Linked DNA regions of Homo sapiens: regions 2 and 3 are each linked to region 1. The links are chromatin loops, found by intact Hi-C in ENCODE. Cell type or tissue: IMR-90. All regions are shown on one strand.

Region 1 (4,000 bases):
TGCATGTTGTTACAGGGACCTTAGCCATGAACCTAAAATAGGTAGAAGGAAAGATATTTTTCCTTCCCTATGAGGTAAAGTAACTTTCCCAAAAACACACTGCTAATAAGTGGCAGAAATGGGGTTTGAACAAGGATTCTGAATATAGACCACCACCCTCCTTATCCATTATATGGCATATTTATAACACCTGACCCTCCAACCAACTAATCGACCTGGGCCTTGTCTGAAAGGCAATGGAGGTTCTAATTATTTTTGTATGTGATTAAAATAAATGTTCTTCCTTCGGATATCCATATAGCTAATTCCCTCACATCTGTATGGAATAAATTACGTCCCTCCCCAAATTTATATGTTGAATCCCTAATCCCCAGCATTCAGTGCAGTATCCGACACACAGCAAGTGATCAATAAATAAATGACAAGAAGAAAGAAAGCTCAGGAATTGACTGAGTCTTCCTCAGACCAAACTCCATGGGACAGGAAGGAGGCAGGGCTGAGCCAAGAAGAGGGACCTGGCTTATGCTTAGAAATGGGGTAAGCATGATGACAAATTACAGCTTCAACAAAAGATCAGGGTAGCTGGAGTCAGAAAGGCAAATTCATCCAAACCAAGAAGGCATCTTAAGACGCTAAAAACTGAAGAGCATGAAGGAAGCCAAAGACTAATTCTGCCATAGATCTGGTTGTTAAGCCTCGTGGCTCTTTTTTTTTTTCTTTCTTTTTTTGAGATGGAGTCTCGCTCTGTCACCCAGGCTGGAGTGCAGTGGCGGTCTCGGCTCACTGCAACCTCCACCTCCCGGGTTCACGCCATCTTACCTCAGCCTCCCGAGTAGCTAGGACTACAGGCGCCCGCCACCACGCCCGGCTAATTTTTTGTATTTTTAGTAGAGACGGGGTTTCACCTTGTTAGCCAGGATGGTCTCGATCTCCTGACCTCGTGATCCATCCACCTCGGCCTCCCAAAGTGCTGGGATTACAGGCGTGAGCCACCACGCCCGGCCAGCCTCCTGGCTCTTAATCCTCTGCTCACCTCACCTGCTCAGGTGTTGCCTCCAGAATGCTTTAAAGTATTCTGTTCTGACACTCTTTTGACCTTAGCCCAGGCAGGATTGATGGTGATCTAAGGAAAGATACGCAAGTCTACTCAGCTCCTTCAAAAGTTTCCTTCTGCCTGAGCATAGTGGCTCATGCCTATAATTCCAGTGCTTTGGGAAGCTGAGGCAGAACAACCGCTTAAGCCCAGGAGCTGAAAACCAGCCTGGGCAACATAGCAAGACCCTGTCTCTATAAAAAACAAAAATTAGCTGGGTATGGTGGCACATGCCTGTGGTCCCAGCTACCAGGGAGGCTGAGGTGGGAGGATTGCTTGAGCCTCAGTTCAAGTTCGAGGCTTCAGTGGGTTATGATTGCACCACTGCATTCCAGCCTGGGTGACAGAGTGACACCCCATCTCTAAAAGAAAAAAAAAAGTTTCCTTCCCTTCTAGAACTTCAGAGTTTTAGAAAAGAAAATCCTTAGCGTGCTCTTCCAGGTGACAGCTCAAGGAGTCTCTTCAGACTCCACTGGAAATCTCTTGCTTGGGCCAACCTTCCCCTACTGTCCATCCCTTTGCCACTTGAATTTCACCTCTCTCCATGGTCCCTTTTGATGGCATCTTAGTTGTGGTTTTTACTCCGAGGTACTGTCTCTTGAATTACTTTACTCAGCAGTCTCTGAGCAGCCCAACCCTGCATCCCGGGCTCCTGCCCCTGCAGGAAGGGATTTAGCGAAAAGGAATAAAAAGAATATCTGTAATACACCCCTTCTTCCAGCAACCTCCCACACTCACACCTCTTCTTCAACACAAGGGGGTGCTACTCACATGGTCATTTTACACTATTCTGCACTACACAAACTTCATTGTGATGTTCTTCACCCCCATACCTCCATCAGCCACAACTCTTGAAGAAATGTTTATGAAAGCCTAAATCTAGGATTCCCCCTGAAATGTGGATGAATTTTACACCAGTTCCTTAAGTTGAAAAATATTTGCCATTAATGAGGGCTTAAACCTTACCTGTAGAAATAATTTGCAATACAAGAAAAGGGTCAGGGAAATTTTTTAACTCCATAGAGTATGGGACTAAATCCATGTATTTACTTCCAAGCCAGGCAAGTAGAGGGGACTCTATTCTGATCTAAAATGAGAAGAGAAAAATGCTTCTCTCAAGGAAGAGGTTGTTTGTGGCAGTGAAGGGAGAAGCAAGAGGATCAATGTTGAGGGTCAGCAGATGAAAAGAAAGGAAGTAAGCCAGGAGCTGCCCAAGCTGATCAAGAAAGACTCACAGCTTCTCACGAGGTGGCATCCTCCAACTCCCAAACTCTGAAGGCCTCCAGCTCCACATCTCATTACCTTCCTCCCAATCATCTTCTAGGGAGAATTTTCTGCCCTAGGCTACAGAGGCTCAGAAATGAGGGAAGTTGGGGAAAGGAAGATTCCCCCATGCCTGGCATCCTTAGCTGGTCCCACACATCTTCCTATAAAAATACTCTTCATGGGCCAGGTGCAGTGGCTCAAGCCTGTAATCCCAGCAGTTTGGGAGGCCGAGGCGGGTGGATCACAAGGTCAGGAGTTCAAGACCAGCCTGGCCAACATGGTGAAACCCCGTCTCTTCTAAAAATACAAAAATTAGCTAGGCATGGTGGTACACACCTGTAATCTCAGCTACTGGGGAGGCTGAGGCAGAAGAATTGCTTGAACCCAGGAGATGGAGGTTGCAGTGAGCCGAGATCGTGCCACTGCACTCCAGCCTTGGTGACAGAGCAAGACTCCATCTCAAAAAAAAAAAAAAAAAAATGAGGTGGTCAAGTCCTGTAATTCTGGAACTCTACTTCAGAGGATTATGGATTAAACCTAGCTAACCACCAGGCAGACATAATGTGGTTACTATGGAGAACGCATCCTGAGTCCCACAGAACTTACTTCTGCAAACGAACCGCTGGAATTCTGCCATTCTGACATGGGGACTGCTTGTGTAACCCTCAAATGAGGGAGGAAGATGTATTGACATCTTTTGGACCTGTTAGATTCATAAGACAAGGAATAATTTTGTATCCTTTTTGCTTGAGAGCTTTTCATATTGCCTTTTGATCATTCTGGAGATCAAGAAATACGTTCCCTTCCTTCTGGTCAGGTTTTAAAGAATTCTGAGGCCTCTGGCTGGCACATTCACTGATTCCTATAGAATCAAAGCCATGATTTTGAGTCTCACTTGCTTAGAAATGTAAAGGAATGAGTAAAAGTCGGAAGGAAGTTTAATTTTAGCTTCTTTGGGCTTTTTGATCATGAAAACTAAAGCATATCTGATACAAATACACTTTACTGAAGTTCAGAGAGTTAAGTTTGTCTAAATTCAAATTATTAAACTGCATTTTAGCTGCTTTAGCATAACTGTGTGAAAGAGCACGTGAAACAGAGAGAAAATGACTCATGCAGTCTTCTCAGTGAAGCTGAAAGTCTAGTTAACCCTGAAAAGATGCCATTACTAAGTGAGCTCTAGCTCATTGTTTATATGCAAGCTAGGCCACCAAATCATATTTATCCTTTTTGGGAGGCCCTTAGCAAAACAATGGAATCAATTTCTAGTACATGAGAATATTTCCACACTGCAAGTTTTTCTGAAAAAAAGAAACTACATCATGATTTGAAAACAGGCTTTTTCATATGACACTTCAGTAACAAACATTTTCACATGTAAGAAATGTCCTGCACTTTTTTTTTTTTTTTAGAAATCAAGGTCTCACTGTGTTGCTCAGGCTGGACTTGAACTCCTGGGCTTAAGCTATCCTCCCACCTCAGCCTCTCAAGTAGCTCAGCTTACAGCCACTGCACCTATGTTCTGCAAATATTTAAAGATTATTAATCAGTGTGAGGACAGTGATAGAGTCCAGTAAATGTCCATATCATGCATTTGAGTACTTGCTATGTGCCAAGGACTTCACATATATTATCTTCTCT
Region 2 (4,000 bases), 140 kb after region 1:
TATTACTTTCAGAAGAACCCTACAGGCTATCTGAGAACCAATCCCCTGGCTTGGGGGTGACATCAGAAAACTGATTTGTCTTCTCTGCTGGTGGGGGAAAGCATAATCCTATTATCTGGAATAATATGGAAAGAATCATAGAATCTTAACCATCAGGTAAGGTATAATTCACCTTTTAATTGAGCTAATGACTCGATTGTGTACTTGAAGAAAAATTACATGGTATAAAGACTTCTTTGTTGTTTTTTAGGGCATTGGCCCTAAACTGTGATGCTCCATTGGATGATAAAATTGGAGCAGAGTCTCGGAATTGGAGAGCTGGTAAGCCAGTCAGAGTGATACGCAGTTTTAAAGGGAGGAAGATCAGCAAATATGCTCCTGAAGAAGGCAACAGATATGATGGCATTTATAAGGTGCTCTATCTGGCATGACATCTTGTTTGTCATTCTTCCTGGGCTTTCAAGGCAGGGTTGTTGCAAGGAACTACTGTGGGTGGGCTCGAGGAAACAGTAGCCATCTTATATTGCTACTTTTTCTGGAAATTGAACAGATGCATAAAGCAAACTCTTAACTTCAGCACTTTACTTTTAAGGCTTATTTCGAGTTCCTAGGGGCAGAGTTGGGTTAAGGTTTTTTTTTTTAAAATGTAAGTGTATGTTCTCTATAATAAAGCCATTTAAGTAACTGGCTGTTGTATAACTTGATTTTTATATATCTTTTTGAATGATTTTAGTTGTAATAGATTTTCAAAGCAGCACATCATAGTAATAGATTTTCATTCTTTGTTTAAAAAGAGGCATTTGCTGCCATCTTTACGATACAAAATTCTGTTAATTAGCATAATCTTGTTACTCTATTAAATTTATAGCAGTCTGTCCTCATGGGAAGTACTGTAATAGGAATTAAGGTCAAAACTGTTTTAGTGAATATTCTTGACTTACTGTCCTTACAGCAAAGCAGAATATTCAGAAGTTGCATTTAGTTCTGGCAAAGATTATTTTGATACCACTAATGTGATGAATAAGTCTAAATTTTAAATCTCAAACTGGCACTGAAATATTGTGATTTAGGTGGTGAAATACTGGCCAGAGATTTCATCAAGCCATGGATTCTTGGTTTGGCGCTATCTTTTAAGAAGAGATGATGTTGAACCTGCTCCTTGGACCTCTGAAGGAATAGAACGGTCAAGGAGATTATGTCTACGTTTACAGGTTAGATTACATTTGTCTAGGCTGCCTGTGTGTTCATAAAAATATACACCTCTTCTATCTACATGCCTTAACACTGGATATAACCCACAGCAATTGACTGGTGGACTATAAGGGGTGAGGAATAAGATCATGCAAATAGACAGAGGAAAAGAAGAGAAAAGGTAGTATCCTAGATGTCAGACTGCCCTGGGACCAAGGGTTGTGCTTGGGAAAAGTTGGACCTGTTAATTAAAAGTAAAATATTTCCAAATCAATTTGGAAATGACTTGAAGTGTGAGGGAAAGGGATTCATAAAATTTAGGTATAGGAGGCCCTGGAAAAGGACATTTATCCTAGAGGGCACAGGGGGTGTCTCTCTGGTAGGGGAAGGGTGGGGAGGTGGCTTTATAAGAGTGGTCTGCCTTCTCCCTTTCTCACTTTTCCTCACCCCTTTTCTCTCTTCCCCCGCAAAGCTGCTTCCCTGCCCTGCCACCACCTTTAGTGCTTTGTCTTTTTTCCCCTTTGCCCATGCTCAGCTGTTAACCCATAAAGACTTCGTTGATTTTGTGTGCATAGTGGATGGTATGGCTGCATTAATCCCTTCACTGCCTGTATACCCTAGAATTTGTCCCTGACACTGACTTCAGAGCATGGTTTGAGTTCATCTCCCATCATTCCCCATTGTTGTGCTTCCCGTAAAAACTGCCAGCTTTATCATTTCCCCTGGCTCTGCCCACACTGCATGTGTAGGGGCTGAACTATGGGCAAGTGTCTGACCACCCAGGCAGGTGAGTGTGTGTCTTCTAATGCAAGTCTGTTTCTGTTTTTGTTGTCTTTTTAAACTCATAGAATTGATTGTTGAAAATAAGGCCATCAACTGCTAAAACAACTACTAAAATAATTCTTTTTAATATAAAAATAACTTTGTCAAATTCACTTTCAGAAGATTTTTCAGATGTCCCTGTTGAGAGCATTGTTCTAGATAGGTTATATTTGAAACTGTGAGCAGAAGCATGTGAGCCCATCTGCTATGATGAGTAATAGTCATTGAGGCCTGAAACATACAGTGCTTTAAGCATGACTGTTATTACAAAGCATGCTTCTCCCACCCCACCCACCCCCTCAAAGAAGGTAGCCATTGAAACATAAGGATGATAGATAGAATGTATTACTTCAAATCTAACTCTTAGCTGGTGGAGGATTTAGTAATTTAGTTGCTTTAGGTCTTGTAAAAGCTCCTGCCGCTAACTTTAGGAGATGAGAAGTTTGACCCTTAATGTTCTTGATATTTTTTTAGATCAACTCCACAATTTACTGTGATCCAATCCATCTGCTTTCTATCTGTTGTGCTCTATGATTGGTTCTCATTTACCTTCATTTCTGTATTCTACTTTCCTTAAACTTTAAGGAAATCTAATCACAACTCCTGAAGACTTACCTTTCTTAGATCTGAAACTTAAGATCAGTGTATTATAAAATGGAATCTCTTAGCAGTCACAGCTACATAAATTGGGATTTTAATAGTTGTCTGTGCTTTGAATTCTTTTCCTTTAAATGTCTGTTTCTTTTATGTAAAGTTTTTCAGTTTGGGGAACGTGTAGTCTTCCCCTCCCTTTTAATTTCTCACCAGGATCTAAACCCCCCTTCTCTGTGAAGCTTAAATCTGCATTGTACTCTCCCTCCTCCCCCCCCATCAGTATCCAGCAGGTTACCCTTCAGATAAAGAAGGGAAGAAGCCTAAAGGACAGTCAAAGAAGCAGCCCAGTGGAACCACAAAAAGGCCAATTTCAGATGGTAGGTAATGATTGCAAAATATAAATAATAATAACATACTTTTGTTGTTGTTGTTGTTGAGACGGGGTCTCACTCTTGTCACCCAGGCTGGAGTGCAGTGGAAAGATCTTGGCTCACTGTAGCCTTGACCTCCTGGGCTCAAGCGATCCACCTACCTCAACCTCTGAAGTAGCCCACGGCTGTACACCACCACACCTGGCTAATTTTTGTATCTTTTGTAAAGATGGGGTTTCTCCATGTTGCCCAAGCTGGTCTTGAACTCCTGGGCTGAAGGGATCCTCCTGCCTCAGCCTCCTAAAGTGCTGGGATTACAGGCAGAAGCCACTGCATCCAGCCAACATACTTTTTAATAAAGAGAAATATTAAGAAAATAAATTGAGACTTAAATGAAAGCAAAGGATTTGGCTGGGGGGGCATGGTAGAAGATGGATCTTTTGTTTAATAGTGTCAGAGCCAAATAGCAGGAAATAACAGTATCCTAAATTTTAGGGGAAATTAGATGCTGTTTTATGTTGGTTATCTTTCTGCTAAACATTACTTGTGCCAGTTAACTCTTTTGTTTCATAGTTCTGCTTAGAACCACTTGTAAGTCTGCTGATACATTTTTAAAATAAATCTAGATGACTGTCCAAGTGCCTCCAAAGTGTACAAAGCATCAGATTCAGCAGAAGCAATTGAGGCTTTTCAACTAACTCCTCAACAGCAACATCTCATCAGAGAAGATTGTCAAAACCAGAAGCTGTGGGATGAAGTGCTTTCACATCTTGTGGAAGGACCAGTATGTGAAGATTTTTTTAAATAATAACATTCTGATATTAACAAATGATAAATAATTGTCTCATGAAGTCTGTTTTTCACACATCAGTCAAAACTTCATCCTTCTACCCGGTTTTCTAATCCAGTGCCACTACCTTTCAGAAATAATCTGAGGCAACACATATACATGCGCCTAAATTTACTTTAAACCTCTTAGATGCTGGATTTTGACTTCTCTATGCCCAAAGTTACTTTACTTT
Region 3 (4,000 bases), 310 kb after region 1:
GCCTGGGTGACAGAGCAAGGCTCTGTCTCAAAAAAAAGAAAAGCAGCAGCTCCCAAGAAGAGGAACAGACTCAGTCAGTTTCCAAAGGTCACTCTTTCATGCCGGGTGCAGTGGCTCACGCCTGTAATCCTAGCATTTTGGGAGGCTGACACAGGCAGATCACCTGAGGTCAGGAGTTCGATACCAGCCTGGCCAACATGGTGAAACCCTGTCTCTACTAAAAATACAAAAATCAGCTGGGCGTCGTGGCACGCACCTGTCGTCCCAGCTACTCGGGAGGCTGGGGCAGGAAAATCGCTTGAACCTGGGAGGCAGAGGTTGCAGTGAGCCTAGATCATGCCATTGCAGTCCAGCCTGGGCAACAAGAGCAAAACTCCATCTCAAAAAAAATAATAATATTTGTAAGCCAGGCCCAGTGGCTCAAGCCTGTAATCCCAACACTTTGGGGAGGCCATAGCAGGCAGATAGGTTGAGCCCAGGAGTTTAAGACCAGTCTGGGCAACATGGCAAAACCCTGTCTCTATTAAAAAAAGAAAGAAAGAAAGAAAAAAAAAGCAGTTGTGACTAGATAGCCTTTTCTCAAAGGTGGTTGCCCAGCCTCCTGAGTAGCTGGGACTATAGGTGCTTGGCACCATGATGGCTATTTTTATTTTATTTTATTTTTATTATTATTATTGAAATGGAGTCTTGCTCTGTCGCCCAGGCTGGAGTGCTGTGGCGCAGTCTCGGCTCACTGCAACCTCCACCTCCAGGGTTCAAGTGATTCTCCTGCCTCAGCCTCCGGAGTAGGTGGGATTACAGGCGCCTGCCACCGCACCCGGCTACTTTTTCTATTTTTAGTAGAGATGGGGTTTCACCATGTTGGCCTCGGCCTCCCAAAGTGCTGAGATTACAGGCATGAGCCACTGCGCCCAGCCTTATTATTATATTATAATTATATAAATATTATATTTTAATTATATTAATGTTATATTAATATTACATTGTATTTATATATAATATAAATATTATATTTAACAATATAAAATATACATTAGGTATTTTATTATTTTATTATAAAATAAAAAATAGCCGGCATGGTGGCAGGCACCTGTAGTCCCAGCTACTCAGGAGCCTGAGGCAAGAGGATTGCTTGAGCCCAAAAGTTGGAGGCTGCAATGAGCTACAAGCACATGTCACTGCACTGCAGCATGGGTGAGAGTGAGACCTGTCTGTAACAACAAAAAAAAGTTTTATAGCTCCCCTCTATATGAGACGGGGGTTTGTGGACTGGAGTTTTGTTAATTTATTTACCTACCCTTTATTTTAACATATATAAAAGTGCTTAGAACAGTGAATGCCTAGTGCATGTAAATACTATCAACTCTTATTATTATTCCCCTCTTCTACCTAGTAGAATTCTTTTAGTTTCGCCCTTGGCAATCGCGTTCCCAAACAGTATCCCTCAATTGCTGTTCCAACTGAGGCACTCAGAAGGATAGCTTGTTTTTGTGTTTTGGGTGGAAGTGGGGAGAGGGGAGAAGCCTTTGGTCTGATACAGGAAATCCCACCTGAATGCTGCCATCTAATGGTCACATTAAAAAATTAGATGCGCCCTAACAAACTAATCTAGTGTTTTCCCTCAGCAAAGAGCATTTTTTTTTAATACTTGAAGACTGTATTTTACTACCAATTTAATTTTTCTTTCTTCAGCAAAATCTGTTCATGAACCAAGTTCTCATGGAACTTAAGATTTTGTTTGATTCTTTCCAGGACCAGAAATTCCAAAATTATGCGGGAAAAATGGAAAAAAAAAATAACACTGCATGACAATGGACACTAAGTTCATAAAGAACTTCTTTTTAAAATGAGATATTATGAAAGAAATACCATGAAAAGAATAATCCTATGAGAACTGTTTTTAAGGACAGTAAATTTGAGCCTTGGGTCTTCATGATGGTACCACAGTTTATATAGAAAACTATGAATATACAAGACTCCAGGGGAAAAAAAGTCGGAATACATAATATTTAACATTGTGTATGACTAAAAATCTTTTGAGGGGAGCGGGAAAAGGACAGCCAACTGAATCTTTAAGAATACAGAAACTATGAAAAATTCCTGGGTCAAAGGGTGCTCCAAGTGGAACCACACTTTGTGGGGGGAAAAAACCCACAAGAAACTTCAGGTATTTTTTTTAAAGAAAAGAAAACAGTACTGAATAATTGCAGTCCCTTCCAAAAAGGAAATCTTAAGTTAAGGGGAAAAGATTTGAATAGCGTAAACGAGTCTGGCTCAGAAAGAAAACTGAACAACATATCCAAGATCTGTCCATAAAAGTAATGCCAGTCATCTTTATTTTTATTTATTTATTTATTTATTTATTTTGAGACGGAGTCTCGCTCTGTCACCCAGGCTGGAGTGCAGTAGCGCGATCTCAGCTCACTGCAAGCTCCGCCTCCCGTGTTCACGCCATTCTCCTGCCTCAGCCTCCCGAGTAGCTGGGACTACAGGTGCCTGCCAATGTGCCCGGCTAATTTTTTGTATTTTTAGTAGAGACGGGGTTTCACGGTGGTCTCGATCTCTTGACCTTGTGATCCGCCCGCCTCGGCCTCCCAAAGTGCTGGGATTACAGGCGTGAGCCACCGCGCCCGGCTGGTACATCTTTAATATTAAAGAAATGCACTATAAAAAAGTTCAGTCTCAGAATTGGTTTTTAAAAGCTCATTTGTGCTCCCTTGTATGTGCATAGTAAAGTTCCATGGGTTTGTTCACTTTCTAGTATTTCTCACTGACCAATTCCAAAGAAAAAGAGCAATTTAATACAGTGAACTGGCCACTGGCTGTTGCTATATAAGTGGTATACTGCTTCTCACTGGCTGTATCAAGGCTCATCTGGTTTGATTCACCTTTGCTTCGAAGTTCTTCTAAAGCTAACCTCACAGCCAGATACTTGGATAAGTAATCAACAGTGGTGTTACCAGAAGTCTTTATGTATCTTGTCTGTGCACTGTCATCTTTTTCCATAAGTGTGGGATGAGGCCTGAATATAATTCGATTTCACTAGCGCCATCCATTACTGGATCAATTTCCATTGCTGCATTGTTATTATCAAGCTCAAGCCCAGAATCATCAGTTGTTTTGGTTCATTTGTTACTAGGGCCTGCTTCATGATTGCTATGTGTGGAGGCATTACTACCGTGTGAACTGTCACCGTTATCTTCTGCTCCACTACCATTTTCAATCTATTGTTTCTTGCCTCGCTGCAGTTATCTTCAGTCCTTCTTCAATGCTGTGACTGAGTGCTTGCTGATTATTGTGCTTGCTGATCCTGACTAATACTCTCTCTTGATGAGCTTCATATTCATCACGACTTGGATAAATTTTGCTGATGAGTGCATCAAACTTTGGGTCTGGCCTTGGTGATCTTTTGGAAACTAGTTTTTTCCAACAGGTAAGACATTCTTTGTTGCCACTTCTAAGGGCTATGATGTTGCAGTCTGCACAGAAACGATGTAAAGACTCCTTTGTAGTCATGGTGTTCTTCAACATATCCAAACAAATTGGGCACATTAAATCACTGTGCAGACTTCGAGGTGAAACCACAATTTCTAAGCCATCTGTTATTGCCTTCTGTAAGAGAGTCACTGAGGTGTTCATTGTAACTCATATAAACTGAGTTCCCATGTTTTGCTTAATGGTTGAGTTCCTTTTGTCTGCACAGCCTGAGACATTGAGGCTCCCACCCCAGCCAGGGGCTCACTGGCCATGCAGGAGCGAGACTCGGGTAATCGGCTGCCGCGGCAGCTGGCACCGCCTTACAATATAGCGAGCCGCAAAGAGCATTTTAACACAAGCCTCCAGGGTTCCCGGACACCCCACTCTGTCCCCACGGATACCAAAATCTGCGCGTATCCGCGCATGTTCAAGTCCCTAATATATTCTGGTGCATATACTATGGTGTCAAATTTGTATGTAACCTATGTACATCCTTCCAAATATTCTAAATCTCTAGGTTATT

What was found. Peaks named below come from ENCODE experiments on the same cell type or tissue, not always from the same donor. Only the 100,000 strongest peaks of a DNase experiment are listed, where the experiment ranks them.
Region 2: it touches region 1 in a loop (2.3-fold over the local background); 30 of 110 quality-filtered maps call a loop at or near these places.
Region 3: a loop joins it to region 1, with 12 times the contacts of the local background. A loop is called at or near these places in 54 of 110 quality-filtered maps.

What each region holds. Positions count from the first base shown.
Region 1 is chr9:6,352,443-6,356,442 of GRCh38, forward strand. No RefSeq gene overlaps it. Among named protein-coding and RNA genes, the nearest start is that of TPD52L3, 26 kb to the left of the region's middle. In IMR-90, a CTCF peak has its summit at 1,851 (motif pointing right); DNase peaks (open chromatin) are centred at 1,879 and 3,499; H3K27ac peaks cover 1,111 bases.
Region 2 is chr9:6,496,948-6,500,947 of GRCh38, forward strand. UHRF2 (ubiquitin like with PHD and ring finger domains 2) reads left to right here. Exons shown (of 16, transcript NM_152896.3): 11 at 251-413; 12 at 1,071-1,211; 13 at 2,888-2,984; 14 at 3,605-3,762. Among named protein-coding and RNA genes, the nearest start is that of UHRF2, 86 kb to the left of the region's middle. In IMR-90, no CTCF peak of the experiment used is centred here; a DNase peak (open chromatin) is centred at 2,224; H3K27ac peaks cover 337 bases.
Region 3 is chr9:6,666,296-6,670,295 of GRCh38, forward strand. It overlaps the pseudogene RNF2P1. Among named protein-coding and RNA genes, the nearest start is that of GLDC, 23 kb to the left of the region's middle. In IMR-90, a CTCF peak has its summit at 1,565 (motif pointing left); no DNase peak of the experiment used is centred here; H3K27me3 peaks cover 240 bases.